Linked DNA regions of Homo sapiens: region 1 is linked to region 2. A link is a loop called in an ENCODE intact Hi-C map of the cell type or tissue named here. Cell type or tissue: body of pancreas. All regions are shown on one strand. Each heading gives the region's core, and the rest is flanking DNA. Links, peaks and the distances in the headings are about the cores only.

Region 1 (2,915 bases), core at 100-2,599, 170 kb before region 2:
TTGTCTCCATCAGGTAAGGCACCTATATATCTGTGATTTTCACAAAAATTTCATCCAGAGTGTCCGAAATAAAAGGAAGAGGAAGACAAGTGACGATGGCGGAGATTCTCCCGAGCACGACACTGACATTCCTGAGGTAAAGGTCAAAGAAACCAGTTGCGGAAGCTGGAAGAATGGATTCTAATCTGATTCTCACCTCTGGCCTGGTCTGCTTTTTGTGTTAAGAAGTAATTTTAGTCCTTTTGTTTTGCTGTGGATTATTTGAAAAGTGAATTATAGTAATATGGAATCTGAGAGCTAAAAGCTTGGACACCCACTGGTCAGACTGCCCCATCATTTTACAGACAGGCACAGAGAGCCGAGGTCATGTATATAGTTTGGAGGCTCTAGTCTAGGGCCCTTTCCAGTAGACCACACTGCTTTTCTGCAAGACGCCCCTGACGAATGCGTAAATACAACCACAGTGTCACTTTTTTTTAAACCTTGTTTATGCCTTTAGAGAGTGTATAATGGTTTGGGAGAAGTCTTTTCCCCAAAAAATGAAGGTGTAAGTCATCAGTTCATACCAGCTCTGATTTTCTCTCACTGATTTCTTGACATCTAGTCCAGGCTGTTCCCAAGGATCCATTTCAAAGTTGACTAAACTGGACCCGGTTTTCTCAACTCTAGCACTGTTGACATTTGGGGTCAGCTAATTTTTGTTGTGGGGACTGTCCTCTGCATTGTAGGATATTTAACAGCATGCCTCAGCAGCATCCCCTCGTGAGATTCTACCCATCACCACCCTGAGTCATGACAATCAAAACGTGTCTCCAGACATTGCCACACCTCCTTTACAAGACAAAATCGTCCTGTGTTGAGAACCACTGCGCTAGACCATGAGACCTAGGCTTCTCAAACTGGAAGGCTGCCTTCCCTTCAGGTGCCCGTGTCTATTAAGTGAGGCTTCAGGAAGGAATATTGGATTTTCTTTCTACTAAATTGTTTTCACTCAAGACTCAGCAAGAGAAGAACCGTTTATAGTGTACATTGAATATTTGACACATGAATATTTCATAAGGCAACCGCCTGTTAGCACTCAGAGTGAAAATGACTGTGTAGGAATAGAAAGAGTAGGCGGGCCTTTGTCTGCAGATGTGGAGGAAACCGTTGAAAATCTGGCCCTTTCCCTCTGCCCCTCCCTGTGTCCCCTTTTCCAATGTTGGTTTACAGAATCTTGCTTTTGCCTTTAACGTTATTGTTATTTTACAAAGAAATGGACGTATTCGATTTCTAAGTGGTTTTCACCAAAAAAAAAAAAAAAAAGGTTTTGAGGAATGTTTTGAAAAAGAATGAAGGACTTTGGCCCCTCATATTGATCATTCATTTTGTTTTTAAGTGCTCTCCACCTGCCTGAAGCAAGAACAGCTCTTTTAGAGGCAGGTAAAGGCAGCCCAACTTTATGGGCCTTCAATTTTTCATGACTATGCAGCTTTCCTCTCTTCCTTTGTTAGAAACAAAAAGGGGGGGTCCCTTCCCCTCTGTTATCCAGTCATCTGCAAAGACCCCAGCCCTAACCTGCTGGATTGCACATTCACTACAGTAACTTTTGAACTTTCTCTGGAGGGAGGTTAAGGATTCTAATACCAGAAGGCTGGGCCTAGCAAAGAGCTATTTGAGGATAACAGCCCTCCTTTGTGCTCCTCTATCCGGTCGCTGCCTCGTTCTGGCCTATCATCCTCCAGGATGTCTCTGGTTTTTGCCTTTGCTCTCCATCTTTGGTGTCCCTTCTAGCATCACTGCCCCTCCAAAGCTCAGCCTCTTCATCTCATTCTGATTGTTGCTATAGCATCTCCCTCCGTATCCCCCCATCAGTCTTCCCAACAACCACCACCAGACCCATCCTGCGCCATCGCCCTCCACCCTCTGTGATAGCTCCTTCTGTTTTTCTGGATGTGCTACCATCCATTCTCACCTTTTAAATTCATCACAGTTGCCTGTGACCCCCTTGCCCATCTGTGCCTCTCCCAGCTCTCTGTGCTGTGATCTTTTCCCCTATTCCCTACCGTTTCTCAGTGCTTTATCAGACCCTGCTCCTCCTTAGCTTAAGCTTTACCTTTTCCACCAGTTTTGTGAGATCAGCCCACCCCAGCCAGAACTGTTTTTCTACTGTTATTTTTGCCCTCCTAGCCAGTTACTAGTCCTCAATAGACCATTTCTAAGACCTCTTTTGAAGCCCTCCCCATCCTCACCCCTACCTTAGTGTAGTGCTAGGCACATAGTGGGCTCTTGGTGAGTCCTGGGTGGTCAGGTGATGGATAACATTTTTCTCCTCTTCTCCCTAGGTTGATCTGTTCCAGCTGCAGGTGAACACCCTACGACGTTATAAACGACACTACAAGTTGCAGACCAGACCAGGCTTCAATAAGGCCCAGTTAGCAGAAGTAGGTAGACAAAATTGCCCTCTAAAGAGAGCCAGCATTGTGCTGCTTCTGATGGTTACCCTGATTCTCCCTTACCTTGTGTGTCTGCTAATTGTAATTTCCTCCAGAGTTCTGGAAGCAACTCTGTATTCCTCTTTGGCAATTTAGAACCCCACAGCTTTAGACCTGCAAAGGCCTCAGTTCCAGAAAAGAAACCATGGCACAGAAAGAGGAAAGGATTTGCTTAAAATCACACAGCAAGTTGATAGCAGAATTGAGCCTGGGATCTCATGACTCCAGATTCTAAGTCCTGAGTGTTCATTTGTTTGAATCTTTTTTGGAAGATTCCTCTTTTTGTTTTTTTGGAGACAAGATTTTGCTTTATCACCCAGGCTAGAGTGCAGTGGCTCAGTCTGGGCTGACTGCAGCCCCAACCTCCCAGCTTCAAGTGATCCTTCCCACCTCAGCCTCCAGAGTAGCTAGGACCACAGGTGCACACCCCTATGCACAGCT
Region 2 (2,915 bases), core at 94-2,593:
TCAAAGATAATAAAATACTTAGGAATCCAACTTACAAGGGACGTGAAGGACCTCTTCAGGGAGAACTAAAAACCATTGCTCAATGAAATAAAAGAGGATACAAACAAATGGAAGAACATTCCATGCTCATGGATAGGAAGAATCAATATCGTGAAAATGGCCATACTGCCCAAGGTAATTTATAGATTCAATGCCATCTCCATCAAGCTACCAATGACTTTCTTCACAGAATTGGAAAAAACTACTTTAAAGTTCATATGGCACCAAAAAAGAGCCCGCATTGCCAAGTCAATCCTAAGCCAAAAGAACAAAGCTGGAGGCATCACACTACCTGACTTCAAACTCTACTACAAGGCTACAGTAACCAAAACAGCATGGTACTGGTACCAAAACAGAGATATAGACCAATGGAACAGAACAGAGCCCTCAGAAATAACGCCACATATCTACAACTACCTGATCTTTGACAAACCTGACAAAAACAAGCAATGGGGAAAGGATTCCCTATTTAATAAATGGTGCTGGGAAAACCGGCTAGCCATATGGAGAAAGCTGAAACTGGATCCCTTCCTTACACCTTATACAAAAATGAATTCAAGGTGGATTAAAGACTTAAACGTTAGACCTAAAACCATAAAAACCCTAGAAGAAAACCTAGGCAATACCATTCAGGACATAGGCATGGGCAAGGACTTCATGTCTAAAACACCAAAAGCAATGGCAACGAAAGCCAAAATTGACAAATGGGATCTAATTAAACTAAAGAGCTTCTGCACAGCAAAAGAAACTACCATCAGAGTGAACAGGCAACCTACAAAATGGGAGAAAATTTTCGCAACCTACTCATCTGACAAAGGGCTAATATCCAGAATCTACAATGAACTCAAACAAATTTACAAGAAAAAAACAAACAACCCCATCAAAAAGTGGGCAAAGGACATGAACAGACACTTCTCAAAAGAAGACATTTATGCAGCCAAAAAACACATGAAAAAATGCTCACCATCACTGGCCATCAGAGAAATGCAAATCAAAACCACAATGAGATACCATCTCACTCCAGCTAGAATGGCAATCATTAAAATGTCAGGAAACAACAGATGCTGGAGAGGATGTGGAGAAATAGGAACAGTTTTACACTGTTGGTGGGACTGTAAACTAGTTCAACCATTGTGGAAGTCAGTTTGGCGATTCCTCAGGGATCTAGAACTAGAAATACCATTTGACCCAGCCATCCCATTACTGGATGTATACCCAGAGGACTATAAATCATGCTGCTATAAAGACACATGCACACGTATGTTTATTGCGGCTCTATTCACAATAGCAAAGACTTGGAACCAACCCAAATGTCCAACAACGATAGACTGGATTAAGAAAGTGTGGCACATATACACCATGGAATACTATGCAGCCATAAAAAAGGATGAGTTCATGTCCTTTGTAGGGACATGGATGAAATTGGAAATCATCATTCTCAGTAAACTATCGCAAGAACAAAAAACCAAACACCGCATATTCTCACTCATAGGTGGGAATTGAACAGTGAGAACACATGGACACAGGAAGGGGAACATCACACTCTGGGGACTGTTGTGGGGTGGGGGGAGGGGGGAGGGATAGCATTAGGAGATATACCTAATGCTAAATGACGAGTTAATGGGTGCAGCACACCAGCATGGTACATGTATACATATGTAACTAACCTGCACATTGTGCACATGTACCCTAAAACTTTAAGTATAATAATAATAAAATTGAAAAAAAAAGTCAGTGTGCCTAAGGAGTTTGTCAAAATGCTAATCCCCAGGCCCACCATGGATTCTGGAGCAAGGTGTGGAAATCTGCAGTTTAAACTCACATACACCCAGGGGTACACTTTAGAAAGAGCTAGGCTTGTGCTCCCTGACACCATGTGCAATCACCCTTCTGGGCCTTTGCACAAGCTGTTCGTTCCCACTGCTTAGAACATTTTTATCCAGATCTCTATCTGGTTAACGGTACTCATTCTTCAAAATCCAGCTCAGAGTCCCTTCCTCCAGCCTTCCCTGATTTCTACTTCCTCCAACTGGATTGGGCACCCGCAGCACTCTAGGCTTCCCCTTCTTTCTTAGCATATATACCACATCATGGTGATTGTTCTTTTAAAATTATGCACACATTTTCACTGTAAAAACTGAAAACATGGCAATGGATCACTAGTCCCCTTTACAACCTGCCCCCCTGTTTAATGTAATTTCTTCCAGACACATTTCAGTGCATTTACAAATATATCCCTGGTATACCTAAAAGCTAGGATACTGTTTGTGGAATTTTATTTTGCATAACTGGTATCATCCTTGCTTTTTCCCTCATAGCATGCATAGGAGACCTGTCTGCATCAGCACCCACCGTGTTCTAATTACCGCACAGCATACCAGAGTGGGCCCATACCCCCCGCAGACTTATCCACCCCTCTCTGAATGGACATCTTCCCTTCACTATTGTGTTTTATATCTCCACCTTTCTCCCTCTACTGTCAGCTGTTTGAACAGAATAACAGGTTCCAGAGTCACTGCCTGAGTTCAAATTGCAACTGCCATAGGCAAGTTCCCACTCTCTCTGTCTCATCTGTGAAATGAGGGCAATGATAATTGAGACCTCACAGGTCTGCTCTGAGTTACAACAAACAAGCACTTAGCACAGTTTCCTGGTACATAGTCAGTGCTCAATAAATGTTTGTTAGATGAATCAGCAGATGGATGTGGGCAGAAAGCAAGTCCCATTGCATCCCCCAGAGCATAATGGCCCTAAAGAATAATGTAAAGTGCCATGGTTAGGAGAGGTTAGGCAATGGCTGGCTTTAGAATGCCTGTGTTCTCCACAAGCTAAGAAGCACTGGAAGCTGGATTAGCAGGGAGTTCCTTGTGGTCAAC

Evidence for each region. Hi-C counts contacts between places; a loop is a spot of excess contacts. Peaks named below come from ENCODE experiments on the same cell type or tissue, not always from the same donor. Only the 100,000 strongest peaks of a DNase experiment are listed, where the experiment ranks them.
Region 1: it touches region 2 in a loop (4-fold over the local background); 89 of 110 quality-filtered maps call a loop at or near these places.

Annotation. Positions count from the first base shown.
Region 1 is chr5:154,451,078-154,453,992 of GRCh38, forward strand. It overlaps SAP30L (SAP30 like), which reads left to right. Exons shown (of 4, transcript NM_024632.6): 2 at 14-136; 3 at 2,325-2,423. Among named protein-coding and RNA genes, the nearest start is that of SAP30L, 6.5 kb to the left of the region's middle. In body of pancreas, for the core only: no CTCF peak of the experiment used is centred there; no DNase peak of the experiment used is centred there.
Region 2 is chr5:154,616,170-154,619,084 of GRCh38, forward strand. No RefSeq gene overlaps it. Among named protein-coding and RNA genes, the nearest start is that of MIR3141, 22 kb to the left of the region's middle. In body of pancreas, for the core only: no CTCF peak of the experiment used is centred there; no DNase peak of the experiment used is centred there.